2 separate regions of the Homo sapiens genome follow, and region 2 is linked to region 1. The links are chromatin loops, found by intact Hi-C in ENCODE. Cell type or tissue: heart left ventricle. All regions are shown on one strand. Each heading gives the region's core, and the rest is flanking DNA. Links, peaks and the distances in the headings are about the cores only.

What was found. Peaks named below come from ENCODE experiments on the same cell type or tissue, not always from the same donor. Only the 100,000 strongest peaks of a DNase experiment are listed, where the experiment ranks them.
Region 2: it touches region 1 in a loop (2.4-fold over the local background); 6 of 110 quality-filtered maps call a loop at or near these places.

What each region holds. Positions count from the first base shown.
Region 1 is chr17:1,779,806-1,788,390 of GRCh38, reverse strand. It overlaps SMYD4 (SET and MYND domain containing 4), which reads left to right. Exons shown (of 11, transcript NM_052928.3): 6 at 787-969; 7 at 1,418-1,581; 8 at 3,930-4,065; 9 at 4,915-5,031; 10 at 5,233-5,356; 11 at 6,952-8,585. The coding sequence ends at 7,105. Among named protein-coding and RNA genes, the nearest start is that of SERPINF1, 22 kb to the right of the region's middle. RefSeq lists an enhancer at 4,242-4,536. In heart left ventricle, for the core only: a CTCF peak has its summit at 4,191 (motif pointing right); DNase peaks (open chromatin) are centred at 2,154, 4,424, 5,644, 8,427 and 2 weaker places; H3K4me3 peaks cover 1,925 bases; H3K27ac peaks cover 7,331 bases.
Region 2 is chr17:1,861,993-1,870,577 of GRCh38, reverse strand. All of the region lies in intron 5 of RPA1 (replication protein A1), which reads right to left. Among named protein-coding and RNA genes, the nearest start is that of RPA1, 36 kb to the right of the region's middle. In heart left ventricle, for the core only: a CTCF peak has its summit at 4,936 (motif pointing right); no DNase peak of the experiment used is centred there.

The DNA of each region.
Region 1 (8,585 bases), core at 478-8,477:
TTAGAGTAAAACTTTTTTTAAATTTTTATTTATTTTTCTTCAGACAGGGCCTGCTCTGTCACCCAGGCTGGAGTGCAGTGGTGCAATCCTGGCTCACTGCAGCCTCGCTCTCTAGGGCTCAACTGATCCTCCCACCTCAGCCTCCTGAGTAGCTGGGACTACAGGTGTGCACCACCACAGCTGGCTAATATTTTAATTTTTTTTTTTTAGAGACCAAATCTAGCTGTGTTGTCCAGGCTGGCCTTGAACTCCTGGGCTCAAGCAATTCTTCTGCGTGAGCCTCGGGATTTCAGGCAGGAGCCCTGGTGCCTGGCCTGCTTAAATATATAAAGTTTGGGGTAGTAACTAGGTCGCTTGTTCTGTTAACCAACCAAAGACCAGATAAACAAAAGCCCTTGGGCTCTAAAAGTCTTTGGGAAGTCACCTCAACAGGGGCTCTGGTTTCTATGTGAGAACATTATGAAACTATCTAGAACGCTCCCTACTTATCATCCCTTTTTTATTACTTCTTTATAAGTTCTTATCTTTGGCTATTTCGTGGTGTAGAGACACAGTCGTTAGGTTCCAGGACTCCAGTGGACTTTGTGTGCGTTCATCCACTTTGCTTCCTGGGGACTGGAGCTTGCCGTGAGTCATGTCCCATCTGATTTATATTGGATCTGGCTGTGGAGCCATGACTCACACGGGCTGCAGGCCTAGCTGCCCAGCTCATCTTCTGAGGAACAGAGGGCAAGGCCAGGGCTCATGTGCTGACACCTTTTTCCTTCTTTCCTCTTGCCCTTTCAGGACCTAAAGGGAGCATCGTTACCGACAGCAGGCAGGTGCGCCTTGCCACAGGCATCTTCCCTGTTATCAGCCTCCTGAACCACTCCTGTAGCCCCAACACCAGCGTGTCCTTCATTAGCACTGTCGCCACCATCCGGGCGTCACAGCGGATTAGAAAGGGGCAAGAGATTCTCCACTGCTATGGTGAGCCATCCCTCCGCACTGCCATCCTGCCCTTCTCCAACAGAAAAGGACGGGGACGCAAGTCAGCAAGCCACCAGGCATGTGACTTCACCTGTCTACTGTCTGCTTCCTGGAAGAGGCAGTGAACACTTAGGCCAAAAACAAGGAAGGGAGGATGGAAGGAATGGCCTTCGTGCTAGGGCCCTATTGCGGCTAAACTATGTCTCGCTGTTTAATCACTATAAACTTCCTATTCTGAAAATGGGCTAGGAACAACTTCTTGGCTTCTCTTTCTTCCTGTCTCAGCAACTTGGAAGCTTATTTTAGTATCCAGTTCCACAAATATTTGGGTAAAGGTTAGCTGTCACATGATAGGTAATTGTCCAGACCCTCTGCTAAGCTGAAGGTTTTTACGTAGTGTTTGACTCTCTCTTGCTTTCAATATTGGCTGACGGTGATCTCCCTCCAGGGCCTCACAAGAGCCGGATGGGGGTTGCCGAAAGGCAGCAGAAGCTGAGGTCTCAGTATTTCTTTGACTGCGCCTGTCCAGCTTGTCAAACTGAGGCACACAGGATGGCTGCAGGGCCCAGGTGGGAAGCATTCTGTTGCAACAGTTGCGGAGCGCCCATGCAGGTAATTCTCTCTTCTGTCTCCTCCACTTTTCCTGGAGGTCAGTTTTCCACCCCAAGGGTGATCAGTGTTTAGGAGGAAGCCATCAGGGACTTGTAAGTGCTGAGACCAGTAATATCACCTCCATTTTAGCCAGTCATCCCCATACACTAGTTCCCCTCCAGAGAAACCACAGGGAAAGGTTCAATTTAGTAATGTTTCCTTTATAAAGGACAGAAGATCCCATCTGAACTGGTTTGGGATCTGGGGGAGACTGGGAATTTATTTGCTGAAGTCAGTCATTGAAAAGTCCCAGGATAGGCTGGGCACAGTGACACATGCCTATTATCCCAGCACTTTGGGAGGCTGAGGTGGACAGATCACTTGGAGGCCAGGGGTTCAAGACCAGCCTGGGCAACATAGCAAGACCCTGTCTCTACCAAAAAAAATGTTATGAGAAAAATTCCAGGATAAGGCTGCTTAAGATACAGCTTGATCCAGGGGCTTTCTGTCCACCCCTCTCAGCTTCATTTTCTCTGTGTTAGCCCATCCTCAGATAGACTTCCCTCTTACGATGCAGGATGGCTGCCAGCAGCCCAGCCTGCGGATTTCCTGCCAAGGAGGATAAGAGCACATGCCACTCAAACAGCAGCCTGGGCAGAGATGTTACTGTGTTTCATTGACCTGAGAACTGTGGCTGGAGGAAAATTAGACATAGTTTTCCTCCAGCCATTTGGGCCAGAGGAAGGAGCCATATGTGAGCCACATGCCACACCCTCAGCTGTAGGGCAAGGGCCATGGGACTGAGGGTGAGAGGGATCCTTATGAGAAACTGGGTTGGGTTGCTGTTGCCAAATGAGAAAATAGATATCGGCCTTTGAAACACAGCAGATGTCCACCTCGGAGGTTTCCCCTCTGCCACAAGTGCCGTATTCTTCTTAGGGGAGTCATGAGTGAAAGGCAGAGCCGGTTGTGTTAGAAAGCTAAACTTGGAGACCCAAGGTCAAATGTAGGACGATCGCACCTAGCACCTTTTTCTATTAGTTTTTTTTTTTTTCTTTTTTTTTTTTGAGATGGGGTCTTGCCCTGTCATCCAGGCTGAAGTGAGTGCAGTGGCACGATCTCTGCTTACCACAGCCTCAACCTCCCAGACTCAAGCAATTCTCCTGCCTCAGCCTCCCCAGTAGCTGGGATTACAGGCATGCACCACCATGCCCAGCTAATCTTTGTATTTTTAGTAGAGACGAGTTGGCCATGTTCTCCATGTTGGCCAGGCTGGTCTCGATCTCCTGGCCTCAAGCGACCTACCTGCCTCGACCACCCAAAGCGCTGGGATTACAGGCGTGAGCCACCACGCCCAGCCTTTCTATTGGTTTTCTTTTTTTTTTTTTTTTCTTTTTCTTTTGTGAGACAGAGTCTCTCTCATGTCACCCAGGCTGGAGTGCAGTGGTGCAATCTCGGCTCACTGCAAGCTCCACCTCCCGGGTTCACGCCATTCTCCTGCCTCAGCCTCCCGAGTAGGTGAGACTACAGGCGCCCGCCACCACCATGCCCGGCTAATTTTTTGTATTTTTAGTAGAGACGGGGTTTCACCGTGTTAGCCAGGATGGTCTCGATCTCCTGACCTCATGGATCCACCCGCCTCGCCCTCCCAAAGTGCTGGGATTACAGGCGTGAGCCACCGCACCTGGCCTTCTATTGGTTTTCTGAGGACTTTTTCATAACTACTAGAAATGTTTGTCATCAAGGCCGGGCACGGTGGCTCACGCCTGTAATCCCAGCACTTTGGGAGGCTGAGGCGAGCGGATCATGAGGTCAGAAAATCGAGACCATCCTGGCTTACACGGTGAAACCCCGTCTCTACTAAAAAAAAAAAATAAATAACACACACAAAAATTTAGCCGGGCTTGGTGGTGGGCACCTGTAGTCCCAGCTACTCGGGAGACTGAGGCAGGAGAATGGCGTGAACCCGGGAGGCGGAGCTTGGAGTGAGCCGAGATCGCACCACTGCACTCCAGCCTGGAGACCGAGCGAGACTCCATCTCAAAAAAAAGAAATGTTTGTCATCTAAAGTCCTGGCCCCAAAAAGCGACAAGAGGGGCTATAGAAGTGGAAAGAAATTGTGCACTGTACCAGTTCTGTTCCAAAAATGAAATCTCAGGTGGGATCAGCTACTGCTGATACACTTCATTAGAATTGCCGCCATTGCCGCCATCAAACAAAATTCGCTCAGACTTTCGTCACGATGTATTGTTACAGGAGTCTCTTTCCCCCATGAGGTAAGAAACTATGGAGCAGTCCTGTAATGTAAGCACAGGCGGTGTTGATAACTGACCCTGGCATTGGAATAAAGAGAAAACTGACTTCCACAGGGAGATGACGTGCTGCGCTGTGGCAGCAGATCTTGTGCAGAATCCGCCGTCAGCAGGGACCACCTGGTCTCTCGGTTACAGGACCTACAGCAGCAGGTCAGAGTGGCCCAGAAGCTTCTCAGAGATGGTGAACTAGGTGAGACTGGCTCCCTGCTTTGGTCCTCCAGCCCCTTCCCTTTTATTTGTTCTGATACCGTTTTGGACTCAGGGATACTCAGTACTGATGGGAGAATTGGATGTAATTATCCCCATGCCAGCCACAAGATGGCTATATAGGCCAGTGAGTCCAAACCCTGACCAGCTTTGTTACTGTGGGGCCCTTGAAAAGGGGCCAGGTGATTTCAGCTGTTGTTTTCTTCTGCATCTGATTGCTAAGTTGAAGTACCCCTGCCAACTAACGGGTCATCGCTGACATCCGTGAGCTGTGTGCAGTTCCAGAAGTTGAGTGTCATTTATTTTAATTCCAGGGCCTAGTGATGTAACTTCCTAGAAGGGCGGTTCTTCCCTCCTCAGAGCTAGTCTCTGCTAGAGAGCAGTGGGGCGTGAGCCCAGCTGATAGGAGTGTCTTGCTTTTGTCTGAGACTTGCGGAGCTCCCCATTGCCCTTGAAAACCCTGCCTTAGAGCTTGACATCATGGGATTTTTATTTACCCTGCTTTATGAAAGTTGACCTTTAGCTTAGATTTCAGGGTCAAGAGAAATCATGGCCGTACGTGAAAGGTAGAGTTGGTCGAGTTGGGAAGTTAATGTTGAAAATACAGTGTAAATGTGGGGAGGCCTCCCCTAGCGCCTTTCTCCACTGACAGAGAAAACAGAAGAAAACAGCAGCTTTATTGGAACAGACATTGTGCGTTGGTGACAACCCAGGGAGGCCAGGGGGAATTTCCACATTCAGCCCAGCTGATTCAGAGGATTTGAGACCTGGATTCTCATTCCTAGGACTGGGCTTCTGTCTATAGTGAGACGTCTTTCCTCTGCATTGACAGAGCGAGCTGTTCAGCGGCTGTCGGGGTGCCAGCGTGACGCCGAGAGCTTCCTGTGGGCAGAGCACGCCGTGGTGGGAGAGATCGCGGATGGCCTGGCCCGGGCCTGTGCTGCCTTAGGTACAGCATGAGCCTTCACGTTCTGCGTCGGGAACAGTCTGCTGTGGGCACTTCGCCGTGGCCCCGGCCTTGTCTGCCTGGTTACCCCCCGCTCTGTAAACTGAGGGTGCTCCCCCTCTCGTTCCATTTCCTCCCCCTGAAAATATGCATCCACAGTTGACAGTGGTTCTTTTCTGGAACAAGATTTTTCTCTTCTCACAGGAGACTGGCAAAAGTCAGCCACCCATCTACAGAGGAGTCTCTACGTGGTGGAGGTTCGCCACGGGCCGTCCAGTGTTGAAATGGGCCATGAGCTCTTCAAATTGGCCCAGATCTTTTTCAACGGGTGAGTCCCTTTCCCACTTCACAGGGCACACACTGTTCCTTTCCTAGGCTCTTCTGGGTATTACTTTTTTTCTATGGTGTTTTTAAAAGCATGTTGAAACTTCTTTATTTCCTCTTTAGGAGAGATCTTTGCCTTCTGTTTTGCTAACAAACATAACGCTTTAGAATTTCCTCCTGGGAGGCGGAGCTTGCAGTGAGCCAAGATCGCGCCACTGCACTGTAGCCTGGGCGACAGAGCGAGACTCCATCTCAAAAAAAAAAAAAAAAAGAATTTCCTCCTGGGAGATATGGGGAAAGCTTTTAGATCTCAAGTGAGTTTCCCAGAGAGAACTTGGCCAGGCAGCCCCACCCACCCTCCAGTATAGCTCTCCTTCTGGTTGTTCTCTGGTTCGTCACAGCCCCTTTGGCTGTCTCATTCCCAGCACTCTCAGCTCCAGGCTCTCTGCCTTCTCCCTACTCTGCATCCTCTTCCTTTTAAAGCGTTTGCTTGAACCAGGGCTGATTTTACCCCCAGACAACATGTGGCATTGCCTGGAGACTTTTTTTTTTTTTTTTTTGAGAAGGGGTCTTGCTGTCTTGCCCAGGCTGGAGTACAGTGGCTCGGTCACAGCTCACTGCTTCCTGCAACTCCTGGGCTCAAGCGATCTCTGGAGACATTTTGGATTGTCATGACTTGGAAGGGGGGTGCTGCTGGCATCTATTCGAAAGAGGCCAGAGGTGCTGCTAAGCATCCTCCCGGGTACAAGACAGTGCCCCCCCCACCAACCCCAGCAAAGAAGGAGCCAGCAACAGTGTCAATAGTGTCAGGGTCGAGAAACCCTGCTTTTTTGCTGCTGTTGTTTGTTTTTTGTTTTAAATCCCCTGTTCTACTTTGAAGGTTAAAAGGAAAGAACAGCACGCTGATGAGCTGATGCCAAATCCACTTTTGCTACTGAGACCATTTAGGGCCCAATTTCAGGATTTCCGGGTGGAACCTCCAACCCTGGTAAAGCTGCCCTTGGTGTATGTGGCTATGAGAAAGTGCTTAAAGCTTCAACCTAAGGCTGTGCTGAGTGGGCCTGGTACCCAAGACACAGAGACATTCTGTTTGGTCAGAGAGAGAGAAAAGGGCTGCAGAGTTAGGTCAGAGGTCAGCCCTAAGATGGTCACCCTAAAATGAAAACTGCTATGTAAACCTGTGGTAAATACCAGATGAAAACTTTGAGGCCGGGTGTGGTAGCTCACGCCTGTAATCCAGCTGCCCAGGAGGTTGAGGCAGGAGAATCACTTGAACCCGGGAGGCGGAGGTTGCAGTGAGCCGAGGTCGCACAAATACCTGGGCGACAAGAGTGAAACTCTTGTCTCAAAAAAAAAAAAAAAAGCTTTGAGATTTGCCTCGTGTTCTCAGGATCCTGGCGTCTATACTATCTTTTATAACTGTTTTCTCACACTTTTGTTTTGCAGCGTGTTTGTGACAGTGTCTTACTTACTGTTCTAGATTGTAGGATCCTTGATGACAGAAATGATCTTACATTCTTCACGGTGTGTGAGTAGGCCCTCAATTAACATTTGCCTCACAAATCAGTGAACTAACTCCTCTTACCTCCCTTGGCTCAGGTTTGCAGTACCCGAAGCCCTGAGCACAATACAGAAAGCTGAGGAGGTTCTGTCGCTGCACTGTGGCCCATGGGACGATGAAATCCAGGAGCTCCAGAAGATGAAATCCTGTTTGTTGGACTTACCACCCACCCCTGTAGGGCCTGCATTGTAGGGTTCCAGGAGGATTTTGACCCACAGAAAAGGAGCCCATGGAACACAAGTTAAAGAGGTTTTGCTGGCCAGGTATGGTGGCTCACGCCTGTAATCCCAGCACTTTGGGAGGCTAAGGTGGGCGGATCACCTGATGTCAGGAGTTCAAGACCAGCCTGGCCAACATGGTGAAACCCCATCTTTACTAAAAATACAAAAAACTAGCCAGGCGTGGTGGTGGGCACCTGTAATCCCAGCTACTTGGGAGGCTGAGGCAGGAGAATCTCTTGAACCCAGGAGGCGGAGGTTGCAGTGAGCCGAGATCGCTCCACTGCACTCCAGCCCAGGTGACAGTGTGAGACTCCATCTCAAAAAAAAAAATAAGAGGCCGGGTGCGGTGGCTCAAGCCTGTAATCCCAGCACTTTGGGAGGCCGAGGCAGGCAGATCACGAGGTCAGGAGATCCAGACCATCCTGGCTAACACGGTGAAACCCCGTCTCTACTAAAAATACAAAAAAATTAGTCGGGCGTGGTGGCGGACGCCTGTATTCACAGCTACTCGGGAGGTTGAGGCAGGAGAATGGGGTGAACCCGGGAGGAAGAGCTTGCAGTGAGCCGAGATCGCGCCACTGCACTCCAGCCTGGGTGACAGAGCCAGACTCCATCTCAAAGAAAAAAAAAAAATATTAAGAGGTTCTGCTGCCAGATGTGGGTTCTGTGGGTCGGGTGTGGGTTCTGTGGGTCGGGTGTGGGTTCTGCAGACCAGGTGCGGATTCTGTGTAGGTTCTGCAGGCCCAGTGTAGAGGCTCACACCTGTAATCCCAGTACTTTGAGACGCTGAGGTGGGAGGATCACTTGAGCCCAGGAGTTCAAAACCAGCCTGGGCAATATAGTGAGACCGTATCACTACAAAAAAGTTTTTTTAGTTCACCGAGCATGGTGGCACATGCCTGTAGTCCCACCTACTCGAGAAGCTGAGATAGGGTCACCTGAGCCTGGTAGGCTGAGGCTGCAGTGAGCCAAGATCGCACTACTGCACTCCAGCCTGGGTGACAGAGTAAGACCCTGTCTCAACAAAAAAATAACAGGTTCTGTTGCTGCTGAGCTTTCGTCAGGAAGATAAGACTTTCCCAACAGTCCGAAGCCTAGGATATGAGGGCTGAGGAGGACTCAAACCGTTGCAGTCAGAGAGACACCTATTTTGGTGAATATTTTTTGAAATAGTTAAGTGGCCTCCAGTACAAACTCCCAGTTCCCAGAAAAGACTTAAAACTAGTATCTGGAGATTCCAAGTCCTTTAAAAGGATTTTAGCTGATCTGCAGGCATCTGGATGTTAGCCTGGGGTTTTGGCTGGATTCCACCTCGCTCAGTGATGATAGTCTGTTTCCCTGGAACATTCCTGTGGTTTTAGTAGTAATGAGATGTGTGCACCACTCCAGTGGGAACTGAAGCTCTTAGTAGTTACATTGTAATTAAAAAAGAATTATAAAACAAGAAATCA
Region 2 (8,585 bases), core at 109-8,108, 83 kb before region 1:
AAAGTTCTGAAGATGGATGGTGATGATGGCTTACGCCAACGTTAATGGACTTAATGTCACTGAACTGTATGCTTAAAACTGCTCAAATGTAAATTTCATGTTAGGTAGTATTTTACCACAATTTTTAAAAATGTGACTTACCTTAGTTTACCTATTCTAAGATCCACATTTTTTTCACATTTTAACATGTAAATTAATGTCTTACCATCACTTCCTTTTAGCAGTACATAATGTAACAGTACAGTCTTGTGATCCCCGGATTCTGAGAGTCCATGAAGCACAGAATATTTAACAATCAAGCCCTGTAATACGTATGAATTACAGCTACCCTTTCTTGAGTGCTCACCCTGCTTCAGGTACTGCATTCAGGAGAGTGCAGGTACGTGCATTGCTACAGTGCCTGCCAGCCCTAGGATGTAGACACTATTATCATACCCTTTAACAGGTGAGAACGCTGGGTTAGAGGAACCACGTAACTGGCTCAAATCACACAGCTGGGAAGCAGGACATCTGCTTGAACCGAGGCTTTTATGACTAGATCCATGTACTTCATCATCATCTAGGTAATTGTTAACTGTGAACGACCAATTCTGGCAGCCGCAACTCTAGTTGTGAGATCTGGTAATTAGGAAAAGCTACTAATCCACTTACTAGAGCAATCCTTAACTCCTGCTCTGGACCAGATGTGCAAATCTGGCACAAGAGACGAGAGACAGCCCGGAGCCAAATGGACGGCAAGAATCCGGTGCATTCTACATAGCAACATGTTGCAGTGCATGTTGTGAATGGCAAGGGGCCACGAGACCCCAGAAAAATCAGTCTACAGCTAAGTAAAAATCCTTCTAAAAATTAAATTACACCCCAAAGCAGTAATGCAGAGACTTAACTTCTGACACATCTTCTGCTTTGTGTCACCTGCAAATCAAACCATTCTAATAAGACAGGTCAACATCATGGTTCTCAGACTCTTTTGCTCTATGCTAGCTTTACATATCACTGGCTTTGACCTAGGGGGAAAATAGGATTTTTTTTTTTTTTTGAGACGTAGTCTCGCTCTTGTTACCCAGGCTGGAGTGCAACGGCGCCATCTCGGCTCACTGCAACCTCCGCCTCCCGATTTCAAGAGATTCTCCTGCCTCAGCCTCCCGAGTAGCTAGGATTACAGGCGCTGGCCACCACACCCAGCTAATTTTTGTGATTTTTAGTAGAGACAGGGTTTCACCATGTTGGCCAGGCTGGTCTCAAACTCCTGACCTCAGGTGACCCGCCCACCTCAATCTCCCAAAGTGCTGGGATTACAGGCATAAGCCACCATGCCCGGCCGAAACAGGATATTTCAGAGCAGACTCTTAGCACCTCAAATTATTTGCACTCACACCTATCATTTTTATCATTATAATGGTTAAGTGAGCCATCGCAGAGAAAAATTCGCTAAACAGACAATGGAGAATAAGGGCAACAAAAAATTCAACTTCTACCAGTAAGTACTTTCTTAACAACTACAAACAATATGTAGAAGAGTCAATCCAATAATTTACAATTGCCTCTTGGCAGAAAATGGATGAAATCAGGCTGAAAGAAATTTCAACTAATGTCTTTCAATAATAAGTAACACTAATAATTAAGTATTGTGTAACAAATTTTAGTCAAAGTAAAATATTGTTAGCCATAGTATAGGTGCATGGAACTTATATACGCAGACAAAAATACAGTGGTAAATACGGGAGACTTTAAAATCATCTAATTCAATATAGTATGAAGCACGAATTATGTCTGAAGTTTTATTTCTCACACTTTGAAAATTCTATAAATATCAGACAATTTCTTTTTTCTTTTCCTGAGACGGGGTCTCGCTGTGTTGCCCAAGCTGGAGGGCAGTGGCGCGATCTCAACTCACTGCAACCTCAGTCTCCCAAGTAGCTGGGATTACAGGTACCCGCCATCACGCCTGGCTAATTTTTCTATTTTTAATAGAGATAGGGTTTCACCATGTATGCCAGGCTGGTCTCGAACTCCTGATCTCAAATGATCCACCCGCCTCGGCTTCCCAAAGTGCTGGCATTACAGGAGTGAGCCACCGTGCCCCGCCAAGACAATTTCAACGCACATTTTGGAATTCCTGCCTATTTGTGGGCTAGACTTAATTGTACTGGTCACCTCACATGGCACAAGTTCTGGATTAGGTGCTGGGAGGATACAAAATGAACTTTAGTTCTCCACCCGCTAGCACAGAGTGTGCGTCCTTTCCCAACAGAGGAGAAAGCACTGCGGTGAAATGCCCCGTGAGGTAGAAGTCACTATAAGAAAGCTATTTCCGCACTGGCTCACTGATCTGGTTACAACGAAATTCGAGAGTAAGTAATCCTGAACAGCAATCTTATCCCCCTGAGCTTTAACAGACACTGGAGAAAGGAAAGGCCCAGTGGAGCTGGGTACTGAAATAAAGGAATATTTTTCCATAGCCCTATGTTTATTTTCTTTTTTTTTCCCCCTTGAGACAGGGTATTGCTCCAATGCCCAGGTTGGAGTACAGCGGCATGATCATAGCTCACTGCAGGCCTTGACCTCCTGGCCTCAAGCAATCCCCCGACTCGGCCTCCCCGGCAGGTGGAACTAGTTACACGAGATCACGCCTGGATTATTTTTTGTATTTTTTTTTGTAGAGACTACTTTTGTCTCTACAGCTACCCAGGCTGATCTTTAACTCCTGGGCGCAACTGATCCTCCTGCCTCGACCTCCCAAAGTGCTGCGATTACAGGTGTCAGCCATGGCACCCGGCCCATAGCCCTGTATTTCTGACTAAGCAATAAGTATCCTTCAATCCTTTCATCATCTCCATCTTCTTTTTCTTTTTAATTTTTTTTTTGAGACAGGGTCTTGATCTGTCACCCAGGCTGGAGTGCACTGGTGTGATTACAGATCACTGCAGCCTTGACCTCCTGGGCTCAAGTGATCCTCCCACCTCGACTTCCCGAGTAGCCAGGACTAGAGGAGTGTGCTATCAGGCCTGGATAATTTTTTTGTTTGTTTTCTGTAGAGACAGGGTCTCACTATGTTGCCCAGGCCAATCTTGAATTCCTGGTCTCCAGCGATCCTCCTGCCTCAGCCTCCCAAAGTGTTGGGACTGAAGGTATGAGCCACTGAGCCCAGCCCATCTTCACTATAAACACTTTTGCCCCCAAAACAGAAAATGTCCAAAGCAATCATTCAATTAAATACAACACACACACACACACACAAACACTAGAAACCTGGCCAGAGGTGATAAAGCTGGGCACAATCACCTCTCTCTTGTCCTGACTGCATCCAAAGGTTTCAGAAAAATGCTAAGCATTGCTTTGTCTCAGCTCACCTTCCTGAAAGCTGAGAATGTGATAACAAATTCGCTCATTTTAACAAAACGTTACTACTGCAAAAAAAAGTGATGTGTCAATTTAATAATTTAGCCGAATAATTTACCCGATTCCCTCTCCAATTTAAAGCATCAAATTACAATTTGTGTAAATAAAAATTAATATCTAGTAGGTTCCAGTTCTAGAAAGAGCATAATGATGGCCTAGCCCCACATCTTCCCACTCTAAAAACCAATACAGAGCAACAGGAATGAATGCCAACTGCATACACATACATGCACGTGCACACAGACGTATACACATCTCTCATTAGAAACGACATCTTCAGTGAAACCAGGGAACAGAGAAAACCCGCACATTCCAAGTTGTGTGAAAATGAAGCCCGAAACACCATAAATCAAGAACCCACAACAGTATAAGACAGAAGCAGCATGAATAATTTCAGTGTAAAAACTAAAACGGTGGCCGGGCACAGCGGTCCCCGCCTGTAATCCCAGCACTTCGGGAGGCAGAGGTGGGCAGATCACCTGAAGTCAGGAGTTTGAGACCAGCCTGGCCAACATGGTAAAACCCCATATCTATTAAAAATATAAAAAAATTAGCCGGTGGCCGGGCGCAGTGGCCCACGCCTATAATCCCAGCACTTCGGGAGGCAGAGGTGGGCAGATCACTTGAAGTCAGGAGTTCGAGACCAGCCTGGCCAACATGGTAAAACCCCATCTCTACTAAAAATATAAAAAATTTAGCCGGGCGTGGTGGTGGGCTCCTGTGGTCCCAGCTACTAGGCAAGCTGAGACAGGAGAACTGCTTGAACCCAAGAGGCAGAGGTTGCACTGAGCCGAGATTGCGCCATTGCACTCCACCCTGGGTGACAGAGAGACTCCGTCTCAAAAAAAGAAAAAAGAAAAAAAAAAGATCTCTAAGCATATACAAGTATATGGGATTATCTCTAGGCCAAAAAAAAATTTTTTTGTTGTTTTTTGAGATGGAGTCTCACTCTGTCACCCAGGCTGGAGTGTAGTGGCACAGCCCTGGCTCACTGCAGCCTCTTTCTCCCAGGCTCAAGTGATCCTCTCACCTCAGCCTCCCGGGTGGCTAGGACTGCAGGTGTACACCACCACGCCTGGCTAATTTTCTGTATTTTTGGTAGAGACAGGGTTTCGTCATGTTGCCCAGGCTGGTCTTAAACTCCTGAGCTCAAGCGATCTGCCAAGCTTGGCCTCCCAAAGTGTCGGGATTACAGGCGGGGGCCACCACACCTGGCCAGAAAACTTTAAAAAAACAGGATATGGCTGGGCGCAGCGCTCACGCCTGTAATCCTAGCACTTTGGGAGACTGAAGTGGGAGAATCGCTTGAGCCCAGGAGTTTGAGACCAGCCTGAACAGCATAGTGAGGTCTCATCTCTATTAAAATAATAATAAATAAGTAAAAGCAGGAGAAAAAGACACGATAGTGTACACAGTATGCTGCCTTTTGTGTAGGCAAAGTGGAGTACGGAACGAGAATATATATTTGTATTTGGTTACATTCTCATGAAGAAACGCCTGAAGGATAAAAAGAAACCACGAAAACTTTACCTCTAGAGGGCAGCAGTGGGTGGCAGGGGCGGCAAGGGTAGGAGTAAGATTTCTCTGCACACACAATTCGGTAGCTATAACTTTAAATCATGTAACTACATTATCTTTTTGAAATCATTTAACCATATTATCTATTCAAGATTAATGTTTATTAAAGAAAACAGATGTCTGATTATCTCAGTTATATTTTACATTTATTTAATTATGCAAGTTTTAATGGACAAATATATAAATGTGAAATAGAGATAATTTTAATTATGTATATAACATTCCCGCAGTAGACTCACTCACACGATCTATGTACTTAAATACAATTTTCAAGTAGGCAAAAACTTTGGTATGAAGGTTAATCTTTGAAGGTCCGGGCACAATGGAAACTGTTCTCACTGGGAAATGACAAATGCTCATTCTCATTTCTTGTAGCAACCCATTGTGTGACCTTGGGGAAGTTACTTCACTGCCTCATTCACGTTTTTATTTAATGATTAAAAACTGATCAACTGATCTCTACAACAGTTTCCTCTACCTCAACATTCTGCGATTGTGCTGAATTCACTGCTAAGGTCCAGACCTGAGATTCTCCAACTTTCCTTTCCTTTCCATTATCTCACTTAGGCAAAGGCCAGGACTCAGTTCCAGGTAGGAAAACGAAGACAGGATGCAAGAATTACTTCCCACCTCAGCTTTCCCAGTAGCTGGGAGCGTGAACCACCACGCCCAACTAATTTGTTTTTATTTTATTTTTTTGAGACAAGTCTCACTCTGTCGCCCAGGCTGGAGTGCAATGGCACAATCTCGGCTCACTGCAACTTCCACCTCCCGGGCTCAAGTGATTCTCCTGCCTCAGCCTCCCGAGTAGCTGGGATTACAGGTGCCCGCCACCACACTCGGCTAATTTTTTTTATTTTTAGTAGAGACGGCGTTTCACCATGTTGGCCAGGCTGGTCTTGAACTCCTGACCTCAGGTGATCCACCTAAGGTCCAGCCTAAGAATTACTGGGTTCAATTCCACTTACCCTTAAGTGAAAACCCTACTAATAGTAAAAGTTAGTTATGGACTAATTGAAGAACTATGTTGTTAAAGTTATTTTTATTTATTTATTTTTGAGACAGAGTTTCACTCTTGTTGTCCAGGCTGGAGTACAATGGTGCAATCTCAGCTCACTGCAACCTCCGATTCCCAGGTTCAAGCGATTCTCCTGCCTCAGCCTCCCTAGTAGCTGGGAATACAGGCGCGTGCCACTATGCCCAGCTAATTTTTTTGTATTTTTAGTAGAGACGAGGTTTCACCATGTTGGCCAGGCTGGTCTCAAACTCCTGACCTCAGGTGATTCGCCCACCTCAGCCTCCCAAAGTGCTGGGATTACAGGCATGGGCCACTATGCCCCGCATATATTGGTAAATTTAAATTAAGACAGTGAATTAGTGTACTTCAGTGGGAACCAGCTAAGCACCTTTGTCTATTGGGAGCAGCAGAGACAGTTTAATTTTTAAGAAACAGCTCCTTCTCTGAGTTCAAACATAGCTTCCTACTGAGAAATCATTTGGGAAGGAGGAGATACACAGCGGAAGATTTCAAATAAGCCACATGAACATCTTCCAGCTTCTTGATGCTGACCAGCTTAAAGTCGATTTTATATTTTCAATGTCACAGTTATAATTAGTTAATATATGTACTTAATTAGTTATATGTTATTAAAATTATTCAATACACTCTGAACATTTCTTTTCTATAAATTATATCACAAATTTTTTTCCAAATATTCATGATTGACCATCATCTCTTAGTGACTTCAGATTTAGTTCAAAAATTGGCTGATTAGTAAAACAATAAAATTATGTTGTTCTGATTACTAAAAATATCTGAAAACATAACAACCATTTGAAAATTGCCTTCTACAAGTATGTTTTGAAAACTTTAAATTTTTAATAAAGCAAGATATGTTTCATAGAAAAACTTCAATCTGACTGGCCATTTAAATTTTGATGTCGGCCCCCTGCAGGGGCTCACGTTCGTAATCCCAGCACATTGGGAGACCGAGGCAGGTGGATTACCTGAACTCAGGAGCTCAAGACCAGCCTGGACAACATGGCAAAACTCTGTTTCTACAAAAAAATATAAAAAGTAGTTGGGGCCAGGCACGGTGGCTCACACCTGTAATCCCAACACTTTGGGAGGCCAAGGTGGGTGGATCACCTGAGGTCAGGAGTTCGAGACCAGCCTGGCCAACGTGGTGAAACGCCGTCTCTACTAAAAATAAAAAAAATTAGCTGAGTGTGGTGGCGGGCACCTGTAATCCCAGCTACTCGGGAGGCTGAGGCAGGAGAATCGCTTGAGCCCGGGAGGTGGAGGTTGCAGTGAGCCGAGATTGTGCCATTGCACTCCAGCCTGGGTGACAGAGTGAGACTCGTCTCAAAAAAATAAAATAAAATAAAATAAAATAAAATAAAATAAAATAAATTAGTTGGGCGTGGTGGTTCACGCTCCCAGCTACTGGGAAAGCTGAGGTGGGAAGATCACTTGAGCCTGGGAGGTTGAGGCTACAGTAAGCCCTTTTTGAGCCACTGCACTCCAGCCTGGATGGCAAAGCAAGAACCTGTCTCCAAATAACTAAATAAATAAATCTTGGCCGGGCACGGTGGCTCACGCCTGTAATCCCAACACTTTGGGAGGCTGAGGCAGGCAGATCACCTGAGGTCAGCAGTTCGAGACTAGCCTGGCCAACATGGTGAAACTTCGTCTCTACTAAAAATACAAAAATTAGCTGGGCGTGGTGGCGGGCACTTGTAATCCCAGCTACTTGGGAGCCTGAGGCAGGAGAATCACTTGAACCCGGGGGAGGTTGCAGTGAGCGGAGATCGTTCCAGTGCACTCCAGCCTGGGCAACAAAGCAAAACTTCATCTCAAAAAAAAAAAAAAAAAAAAAAGCTGGGCACAGTGACTCACGCCAATAATCTTAGCACTTTAGGAGGTCAAGGTGGGCGGATCACTTGAGGTCAGGGGATCGAGACCAACCTGGCCAACATGGTGAAACCCCATCTCTACTAAAAATACAAAAATTAGCTGGGCATGGTGGTGTGTGCCTGTAATCCCAGCTACTGGTGAGGCTGAGGCATGAGGATAGCTTGAACTGGGAGGTGGAGGTTGCAGTGAGCCAAGATCATGCAACTGCACTCCAGCCTGGGCAACAAAGTGAGACTCCATCTCAAATAAATAAATAAATAAATAAATATTGAGCTAATCGATATTAACATCTACTTCTTCCATGTGGACAGCAGGGACAAGAGAGGTATAAGAGAGCTACATTCTAAGCTGGGCGCTGTGGCTCACACCTGTAATCCTGGCACTTTGGGAGGCTCAGGTGGGCGGATTGCTTGAGCCCAGGAGTTCAAGACCAGCCTGGACAACATAGACTCCATCGCTACAAAAAAAAAAAAAAAAAAAAAAAAATACGGTTGGGGGCGGTGGCTCACGCCTGTAATCCCAGCACTTTGGGAGGCTGAGGCGGGCAGATCACGAGGTCAGGAGATGGAGACCATCCTGGCTAACACAGTGAAACCCCGTCTCTACTGAAAATACAAAAAAAATCACCCGGGCATGGTGGTGGGTGCCTGTAGTCCCAGCTACTCAAGCAGGAGAATGGCGTGAATCC